Linked DNA regions of Homo sapiens: regions 1 and 2 are each linked to region 3. Evidence: chromatin contacts called from ENCODE Hi-C or POLR2A ChIA-PET data. All regions are on one chromosome and are shown on one strand. Each heading gives the region's core, a stretch centred on a gene start or an enhancer-like site at or near the end of the contact. The rest is flanking DNA. Distances are from core to core; before and after follow the strand shown.

Region 1 (3,236 bases), core at 1-2,500, 4.1 Mb after region 3:
TTGGTTAAACAAATCGAATGGAAACGATTTGTTCAAGATGGGAGCATCAAATAGACGCAAGCTCTTCGAAACAGCCCTGATTCCCTGGCAAACGCTGTTGCTTAGCGAAACGTCAAAACCCCTGCGTGCAAACAAACGTCTGAGGGGCGCACCCGCCTTGAGCAAGCTTCTCCCGGCAGCTCGGGCTTTGGAGAACGTCTGGAGGACATTGGTAGCTCCTCCCTCTCCGGTTAAGGACTTGGTAGGGGGAAGAGGGCAGAGGATCCAGGATCTCCGGGTCGGGTCATCTGGGTTGACGCGTCCTGACACCCAGGACGGTGCAGGGGAGCTCCGGGGCGAGTCGCTTCGCGCCAGGAAAGGCCTGCGTCTCAGCGCTGGAACAGAGGGGAGAAGCAGAGGGGAGCCCCGCCCTCGGTCCAGTTCTGGAGCAGTGCGCCCCTCCCCCGCCCCGGAAACGTCCCCGCCGCCCCTCCCTCCACCACCACCTCCCGGGGACCTAGGTTGTAAAATCCCACGCAGTGGGGCGGGCACGGTGACGGGGGTGGGGCGGGTGGCGTAAGGCGCCACCGCCCACTGGCACGGCACCAGCGCCCTCCAGCACCCAACCGCCGCCTCCCTCTCCCCGGCGCGGCTCCAGCCTCCCCCCGCCAGCCCAGCCCCCCCAGCGTGGCTCCAGCCTCACTGCACCCACCCACCCTGCACCGCAACCTCCCAGCACCCTAGCTGCCCGGCCGGCCCAGCTCGGCTCTGGAGGGCGTCCCTCGCATCTGGACTCCCTCTGCCCGAGGGAGGAGCCGCAGCCGCGGTCGCCCCGCCCCTGGCGTTCTTTGACTCCCCCGGCCTCTTGGACATCTGGGTGCGGGGGTTAGTGCATCAGATGTGGCTCCTGGGCCGCCAGATGTGCGCGTTCCCCGCCCGGGGCAGGCGGCCGGCGAGTCTGGGAGGACGCGTGGGAGGGGCTGGGAGTTTTCCCTCCTAGCAGACTTAAAAGCCAGCAGAACCTCCAGCCCCCTGGGCTCCCGGCCTGGGCCTCCTGGGTCTCCGGGACGCACTGCCCAACGGAAAAGTTTTCAGCCCAGTCTGTGCCTCGCCGCCAAGCAGCCCTTGGGGCTTCTCAAAGTGGTAGAGAAAATAGGACAGCTCTACAGGATGCCCCAAAGAAAACCCTCATTTGTCGACCAGGCGACCTTAGTGCTGGCGTGGGACTACAGCTGCGCAGCCAGCAAACCCCAGTTGGGGGAGGGGGAGAAGTGGCAGTAGAGTTCGCATCTGGGGCTTGCTCTAAAGCGCTCTTTGACTGCTTTTGGATTCCATATTTGAAGTTGAGAGTCGTATTCCACCTGGTACAGGCAGTTCAGGGCAGGAGAAAAGCCAAGTGAACTCTGTGACTCAATCCCCTTGGAATGTGCCTGGAATAATAATAGGGACTTGAAAGGGTTTTATGGCCGAGGTGGCTAGTGGAGAGCAGTCTCCTACGCCTTGCAGTTGGCGGTCGGCCGAGGGGGGCAGTATTGCCTTATGCAGAGCTTCTGCGCCTGCAAACGGGACAAAAATAGTCGGAGCATCTGGTTTAAATCAACCAAAAAGCATTTCTATCAGCTTAATCCACCGGCCTACAGAACTGACAGAACAGGACAAGCCAAATATATTCCCGGTACTCTTTTAACACTCCAATAATAGCTAAGCCCAATCACACTTTACCGCTGGGATTTCTGTGTCCTACCATACAACTGTCGTTATTTTATAGATGTTGCAAATTAAACTTCCTTTTCTGGAGTTGTGTGTGGGCATGTGCTTAAGCAGTTACATTTGCAAGCAACGCTCGACTACGCTGCCCTTTTCGTTTTCCTTTTTCTTTCTCTCTTTTGGTATGAGGTCTTAGAATAGTCAAAAGTATCTAAGGCCAACATATGGGTTGCTTACACCACTAAATATATAGCTGCATTTCCCTCTCTTAACGCCCTAATCAGGATTCCAAAGGCAAGTTGGAACAAAAGAAAAAACGTGTCTGAGTGTAAAGGGAGAATTTGTGCCAAGAATTACAGTCGCAGGGTAAATAACCTTGTTTTCTCCTTCATCAGTGGCCGCTACCAAGTCCCGTTCTTGGAAAGTGGCCAACAGTCTGTCTGGTGGAGGGTGCTGCTAATTAGAGAGAGCCCATAAACCTCTCTGTCAAAGAGGGCATGTGACCTTCTCTTCAAGTCTGAACAATAAAGCCGGCGAACTGCAGACTGCACTCAACACTGGCTGCCCCGCGGATTCCCTAAATAGGAACAGGATGAAGGCCAGGCTCAAGAGGTTACCATAGCTCTGCTCCCACACTTTGAGGAATCGGTCACTCCACTTCCCCATATAACTTGTTTCAATTACTCTCTACAATCTATTTAGAGGAGAGCAGCTTGCAGAGAGCACTCATTGTCTAATCTAAATGAGGAAGCAATTATTACTTGCTGCAGTCTAATGTGCTTTGAGACTGGTGGGTCAAAGAGCAACCTGATTTCTTGTAACGTGTCTTTGCACTTTGGAAGATACACCTTTTTAATGACATTTATTTACTCCTGCTTTTAGGACACATTTTTCTTTCTATTAAGATTACAAAATTAAGGTGTTTTTCCCCTTCTCAGTCTTCAATGTCCTTTTTAATTTTAGAATTTAAGCTATTGTAAACACCCCAAGTACTTTTGCATATTGTTTAATGTTAAATATTATTTTTTTTAGTGCTTTCTTATAGGCATGTTCTCTGATTATAGCAAAATAGAGTTCTCTAAGTCTTCCCTTCTTTGTTTAATTTACCTCCCTGGGAGCCCCCTTGCTAGCTTTAATTTTATACAACATGTTGTAAACTATAAATAATACAGCTCCACTTTCCTAGAACATATGGAAACTGTCGCCTGCTATATATCCTAACTGTACTTGCTTTCAGCTTAAAGACTGAATAAAGTTAATCTCCTGTGTAAAAAGGCATTTAGCCTTTTGTGTGTGTGTGTGTGCATTTTATTAGTTAAAACCCAGTATGGAACAGCACATGAAATTCTTGTTGTGAACAGAGCACATAAAAGGGTTTACAAGGTGTGGTTTGAAGAGAGGAAGCCGTGGAACAAATGTTGGTGGAAAGGAGAGGAAGGAAGGAAAGCACTTCCTGAGAGGATACTCCTCCTGTTTCAGCTGCATCCTCTCTTCAGATTCTTCCTGTTTGTCTTAGTCCATAACTGATAGTAAATTATTTGTCTTCATTT
Region 2 (3,218 bases), core at 667-3,166, 4.2 Mb after region 3:
TTGCCTTTTCTGATTCTCCAACCAGATATCCCTTCCTTGTCCAACACTGGGTATTAGAGTGGGTGTAACTTTTACAAGAGTTGACATTTGGACCTGTACTGCAGATATCTGTGCACCCAAACTGTCAATTCCCATGATCAACTACGTGTTACTGACCTTTGTGTTATAGGTAGCACCTAGAACAGACATTCATATTCATTGGCAATTATGAAAAACAAAAGTCTAAAAGTGCTTCACAATTTTCTGTCAGCTGAAGAACTGGTCAAAGAAATCCAGAGGCTTTTTTTTTTTTTTTTGTAAAGTACAGCTTCTTAATAGGGCACTTGATTTTCTAGGTGTGGACACAACAGTTGATAGACATCTACTAGGTCAAGAAAGGTATGCCTGAATTAGATAAATGACAGACTCAAAAGAGAGGCCAGGAAAAGGCTGAAAAACAATCTGAAGGCATCTGTGGTATCCTTTTGTTTATATCTTGATTTTTAGTTTCGTACAGGGGAACACAGGAAGCTCTGAGGCTTTAAAACTAGAAACTTTGCGATTTAATCAAATGAAAAATTTTGAATGCTGTGCTGCAAATCTGATTAAATAGGGCTAGTAATTCACTTCCAAACAAAATAAACCCCAAACTCAGAAAATCTAGCTCCTTTTAACAAAAAGTCTGGTAATGTTATTTTTCCTAAATTCTAAAGCTTATCAGAGAAGCCTGCCCCCTCACATAAACATTTTTTCATATACCTTTATGAAACCTTCTGAGATAACACTACTACAGAGGTGAATAATGAATTCATAGGCCCTAGCTGTAACTACGTCATTGTTTACTTGGTGACTTTTTTTTTAATCGGGGAGAGGGGTAAAATGGAGATGAGAGAAAATCAGTTTAAACTGTATTCAAATACATTTACACGATTAACACCACCAACTCAAGGAATTTCTTTTTCTTACAGACCTGTAGCACTTGTTGGTAGGAGAACAATGAAATGAACCCATAATTTGAACAAAGGCAACAGGCACCTGCAGCCTTTCAATCACTTAGCAAATATTTCCGCCGAGACAGGGCCGAATTCGGGGATCTGGGCGAGCAGCCGGTGTCACCTTTCTCGGTAAGCTGCAAATCTTGGGAAAACTAGGACCCTTCCCAGGGATCCTGGGCTGGGAGCGGTCTCCGGTTTTTAGACAAATCTCTCCTCCTACCACACGTGACCGAATGGCAATCAGCCGCCAAGAGAGACACCGCAACGCATCAGCCGCGGGATACAAAGGCTCGGCACTGCCGTCGCATCCTCGGGAGGATCGCGGAGCCTCCCGCGCTCGGCGTCTGCGGAGCCTGCGCAGGGAGCAGCTGCGAGGCGCGCCGCTCCCGGGCCCGCAGGGCGGTGCCGCGCTGCGCGGGGAGCAGGAGCGGGGAGCGCGCGCCGCCTGCCCTGAGCGCCTGCCCACCCAGCGCCGCCGGAGCAGGGGCGCCGCGCCGCACCGCACGCAGCCGAGCAGCGCCACAGCCGCCGCCGCCGTCGCAGCCGCAGTCGCCGCAGCTAGGCCCTCGGCCGTCGCAGGGAGCTCCGCAGCGACGTGGACCAAGGTGAGGAAGCCGAGGGCTCCCCCAGACCCTCGGCAGGCCCGAGGCCGGGCTACCCCGTCCCCGCCCAGGCCCAGGCCTTCCCTTTCCTCTCGGCTCCTTCCCCTTCCCACAGCTCCCCTGGGCCTCGCGCCGGCTGCAGGGCGCAGTGAGAGGCACTTACACCACGGCTCTGGAGATCATCCAGGACACCATCTTCACGGGGGCTTGGGCCCCACGTCCGGGGCGGGTGGGCGCAGGGCGCTGCGGACCAGGCCGCCAACGGCAGGCCGCGCGCTTCGCCGGCTCCTCGCGCTCCCCGGGGCCGCGCTGGCGCCCTCAGGAGCCGGGCCCGGTGTGTGCGCGCGGCGGCCTGGGCTGCGCAGAGGTCGGTCCCCCGCCCGTCCCCGCCCGCCCCCGCCCGCCGGCCCGGCAGCCTAGTCCGGACAGCACCCCGCCCCTGCGCTCCGCTGATAGGCGGTGGCGGCGGCGCGTTGGCCCGGGCCAGGGCTGGGGCCAGGCGGCCGGGCTCCAGGGCTGGGCTGGCGGGATCCTAGCCCGCGCTGGACGGCCTCGCTGCCGCGGCCTTGGCCCCTGCGCTCTAACCAACCTTACCCTCCTTAGCTCTTTGGGACGCCCACACTCGCGGCGAGAGTGGGGCAGGAGGCTGAGGAAGGGTACTGGAGGGTAGGGATTGGCAGTGCCTGTGTGAAAAGTGAGATATTCGCAGGAACTCGGTGTCCAATAAAACTCTCGACCAGGCCCTGGTTTTGGAGAGCCAAGACTTTGAGGTGTGCCTGGCCACATCCGGTATCCTCAGTGTTTACGGAGGCCCAGCACCAAAGGCGTCCTTATATTACCACATTTTAAAGGAATCGTCGAGAGGTTCTTGCACAGGCCTCCGTGTGTGCCACGAGTCTCGTGGTGCAATGCAGGGAGGGACAGAGGAGGATTTCATGTTTGCAGTAGTGGGTGCAGTGATACCACTGTTCTGGGCCTCTTAGGGCACCTTTTCATCAGAGCATCTGCAAAGACTGTTTACAGACACGAATCTCCATTATTTCCCTGAGGCCTGCCAGATGTTCAAAGTAAAGGCTGGGTCTAGGATTCCTGACCTGTCTTAAGATTTACAACTATATTACAGCTGTAAGATTTACAACTGTATTTTTTGGAGGTTGGGTTACTGCTTACACCTTGCTGTTCTTGCAAATATCATTTCAAGGGCAGACTTTTAAAACTGTTTTTTTTTTTTTTTTGTGACAGTACCAAATTGAGAAAATGATGTTAAAGTTTAGATATTTTTATTTTTTCCAGTTAAGACGATAGTAAAAGATAATTCTAGTATTCAGATGGTGCGAAGAATAAAAGATGAAATGTAGGCTTGGAGCCTTTAATTAAAGTCCTAGAAAATATGATGGCTTTTGTGACCATACTGTAATTTTGTCTTCTTGTTCCTCAGTTTCCCTGTGATAAAAAGGGGGTAATAATACTGTAGTCTGTCTCTTGCCTTTCAAGGGTGATATGAGGCACTGCTAAATAATATGTTTAGGAAATACTCTGACTTGCATGGAAGACAATCAAAGGACACAACAGATTATCCTAAATTATTTTCAGTTCTCAGTCAATAAATTGGGTAATATTTCATTATTTAAGAAACAAGCTC
Region 3 (3,432 bases), core at 923-3,422:
AGGGAAGGAGCCTATATTTGATGCTTGGTTGCTCTGACTTCAAAGTCTCTGTTTTTCCTATTCCTTCAAATTCTTCCTATTCCTTCAAATTACTTCACAAATAAACTTGCAAACCTGGTTTCAGGTTACATCTTAACATGCTCAAGGGCTGAAAAGCTTTGTTTACAACAGCAGATACAGTACTAACTACAGAGAAAGGAGAAACTAGGTAAGCATTTCCAGGACCTGCACCCCATCTGCTGTCAAGTGGAGCAGACAATCCCAGTGTACATGAGAGGATTCTGGAAGGATTTGGGCCATTCTGATGTACTGAGATAAAATGATCTTAAAAAACATTCATGTCCTTTCTTGGTATCTTTGTGTTAATGGAAATAATGAGATTTCTTGGATGTGTATAAACCAGGAAGAACTAGTGAAACGTCAACCAGCCTCTTGACAGTGTCCCACTTAATGATATCTTCACAGTGATAACCTGGGAAGAACTTTTTTTATTATAGTGAGGAGAGTCCTCTAGAGCAGAAATAAACTATAGCCACAGGCCAAATCCAGCCCACTGTTTTTGTAAATAAAGTTTTATTGGAACACAGTCACACTCATTTGTTTACAGATTATCTATGGCTGCTTTTGTGATACACAGGCAGAGTTGAGTAGTTGCAACAGAAACCATATGGCCTGCAACACCTAAAATATTTACTGGCTGACCTGTAGAAAAAGTTGCTAACTAATCCCTGCACTAGAGGTGGGTACCAAAATTAAGTGCAGCATTTCTGTGCTCCAACATCCTAAGCACAGGTTATTTCAAAACACTAGCATTCTGTCTCCAATGATGGAGACAGATGTCTTTACATCTGGAAGACAAGTAGCTTTCAGAGGGATACTGTGTATATTCATCTCTTGGAATGACTTGTGGTGTCAGATAAAATGTGTCTAAAGTTCGTGTGCTGAACAATTTTTTTTTTTTGAGACTGAGTCTTGCTCTGTTGCCCAGGCTGGAGTGCAGTGGCACAATCTTGGCTCACTACAACCTCCACTGCCCAGGTTTAAGAGATTCTCTGGCTTCAGCTTCCGAGTAGCTGGGATTATAGGCATGCGACACCATGTCCAGATAGTTTTTGTGTTTTTAGTAGAGACGGGGTTTCACCGTGTTGGCCAGGCTGGTCTCAAACTCCTGACCTCAAGTGATCTGCCTGCCTTGGCCTCCCAAACTGCTGGGATTACAGGTGGAACCCACTGCGCCTGGCCTGAACAAATGTTTTGATAATTGTGTCTCAAATGAATATGTTTGGGAGGGAAATATATTCCCCAAGAGTCTTTGTAGACCTATGTTATGTAGGAGGTTTTATTAGAATAAAAATTAAAAGAACAAAGGGGGCTCTGAGATCCCTGGGGTGGGGACCAGGAGATTTATGAGTCCAGCAGACAGGAGCTGTGCCCCACCTCAGCCCCTGAGTGAGAAGCTTGTCAGCTCTAGCCTCTTCTCCACCCCGACCTCAAGCAGCAGAAAGCATCACAAGCATAAAGCCCACAGGCCACGTCCTCTGTCACTGGATTCTTCTAAATAGTCTGAGATATGAATGGAGAACTGGCCTTGCTCATGCATGCCTCCCTTGGCAGCCCAGCACCAGACAAAGCAGCTGAGGTAAGACTAAGTCCATCACAACCACTCTCTGGGCTGTGAGAGCCTGTCTCAGGACCCAGGATCCGAGGCAAGGGAAGGGAATGGATATTTTAAGAGCATGTGTGTGAGATGGTGGGAAGGAAACAGAAATAATTCATTTCCTGGGGCTTCTAGTCTATGAGCCTGGGTGAGCTTGACTGACCAACTTCATGCAGATTGGGAAAGAAACTAGTCATTGGAACAAGAGCTGAAAGCTCTATGTTTTCTTCATCAGTGCTTCAGATAGAACAGGATATCTGTTTTACCTGAAAATTCCAGTGTCAGAGCCTCTGTCTCTCTCACCCCTGCAGGAGCTAAGACTTAGGTATTATTACTAGTTGTTTGCACTCTAGTATGTAGAAAGAGCCTGAGACCAGATGTTTTTGGGGACATGGGCATATTGGGAAACAAGACTCCAGAAATGGGCATTCCCTCCAGAGGGGACTTGAAATGCAAGCTTTACACAGGTTGTAGGCCAGCCCTATCTCTCACTTCCTTTTTCTACTGCCTCACTACACAACAATGCCTCCATTAATGAAACCTCTGAGGATGAAACTCCTTTACAATGAACATGTTGAGTTAAAACAGAACAACAGCTTCATAAATCATGCTAAACAGTGGTGCAATATATCAAATGGTTGAGCTGCAATATTCCTGCAGATCTATGCACTCAGGGCACAAATCTCTTCAGGCACAGTTTTGATTCATCCCCAAAGCTGCAGGAAAACAGTTTACCCTCTGCTTCCCACCCCTTCAGGTGTTCTGAGACCTCTTGCTTTCTGATCCTCACAATCACAAAATTCACTCAACAATATTACTTATTGAAGGCCCATTAAATAGCAGATAAGGGGATTTTGTGGTTTTACACACACGTGTACACACACACAGAGACATTAAGCAAATATTTCACACTAAAATATCACAAAGCATGATGTGTTGTGAAGAAAAAGAGTAAAATGGTATGAAATTACATAAGAAGGAGGACTGATCAGTTTGATGGGGAGGGAGACATTGGAACATGTACAGAATTCCTAAGGTGGGAAAGAGTTTGGTCTTTTCAAGGAACTAAAAGAAAAGAAAGTACATTTGGCTAGAGAATGACAGGGAGAGGCCCGGTAATTATGCCATGCAGGATCATGGAGAGCTATGGGGTCATGCTAGTGATTCTAGTCTTTATTGTAAAAGCACATGGAAATCCCCAGAAGAGTTCTCAGGAGGAAGGTTATAAGACCAAATGTGCATTTTAAAAGAAAAATTTATTTTATGGAGAACAGATTGGAGGGGAGGAAGAGTGGATTGGAGGAGATAATTAAGAGGCCGAGAAGTAGTTGAGATGAGAGGTAGTGTTGATTTGGACTGGGTGGTGGTAGTAAATATGGAACAAAGTTGATTCTCAGCATATTTAGGGGCAAACTCAATGGCACTTGGGTTGAATAGGAAATGGGTTAAGGAATAGGGAAATATCAGGATCATTCCAAGTGGGTGTATCCTGCTCCATGGCTGGAAATGCCACAAACTGGAATGGATTTGGGACCTGGATTTAGAAGGGAAGGATAATTGTAAATTTAGCATTTCTACAGATTAACTGATTACAATTTGCAAAAAATTCACTTCAGTCTATTTATGTTTAAAACCTTTGAACACTGATCAGAAAGTTGCAGGACCTAATTTCTACTAAAGGAAGTAGGTAGAAAAACATTTGGGAGAAGGGGACCTTGATATTATAACTTCCTCTGCCTTCGAAGAGGGGTCTGATTGCCAGGCATGTTGAGGCA

Evidence for each region. Hi-C counts contacts between places; a loop is a spot of excess contacts on that map. ChIA-PET counts read pairs that join two places held with the same protein, here RNA polymerase II (POLR2A). Pooled maps may share reads with other maps.
Region 1: a loop to region 3 is called in a map of CD8-positive, alpha-beta T cell, with 7 times the contacts of the local background. The contact joins two enhancer-like sites. A Hi-C loop is called at or near these places in 1 of 168 maps with a recorded cell type or tissue (CD8-positive, alpha-beta T cell) and 6 of 50 pooled maps. POLR2A ChIA-PET finds 5 or more read pairs at or near these places in 1 of 52 experiments (BJ).
Region 2: a loop to region 3 is called in a pooled map, with 3 times the contacts of the local background. The contact joins the promoter of REEP3 here to the enhancer-like site in region 3. A Hi-C loop is called at or near these places in 1 of 168 maps with a recorded cell type or tissue (CD4-positive, alpha-beta memory T cell), 1 of 37 single-sample maps with no recorded cell type and 6 of 50 pooled maps. POLR2A ChIA-PET finds 5 or more read pairs at or near these places in 1 of 52 experiments (H1).

What each region holds. Positions count from the first base shown.
Region 1 is chr10:63,627,830-63,631,065 of GRCh38, reverse strand. No RefSeq gene overlaps it. Among named protein-coding and RNA genes, the nearest start is that of REEP3, 110 kb to the right of the region's middle. RefSeq lists a silencer at 411-740 and enhancers at 1,211-1,260, 1,271-1,450, 1,841-2,050. Within about 2 kb of position 1,250, at least 41 of the 41 ENCODE cell types and tissues checked have a DNase peak (open chromatin) inside an H3K27ac peak, as active enhancers do.
Region 2 is chr10:63,520,099-63,523,316 of GRCh38, reverse strand. REEP3 (receptor accessory protein 3) reads right to left here and starts at 1,916. Exons shown (of 8, transcript NM_001001330.3): 1 at 1,740-1,916. The coding sequence starts at 1,771. It also overlaps a transcript of JMJD1C not described here. RefSeq lists a silencer at 1,231-2,280 and an enhancer at 2,671-2,720.
Region 3 is chr10:67,769,496-67,772,927 of GRCh38, reverse strand. No RefSeq gene overlaps it. Among named protein-coding and RNA genes, the nearest start is that of TRS-TGA1-1, 6.7 kb to the right of the region's middle. RefSeq lists enhancers at 1,496-1,655, 1,836-2,025. Within about 2 kb of position 2,172, at least 3 of the 41 ENCODE cell types and tissues checked have a DNase peak (open chromatin) inside an H3K27ac peak, as active enhancers do.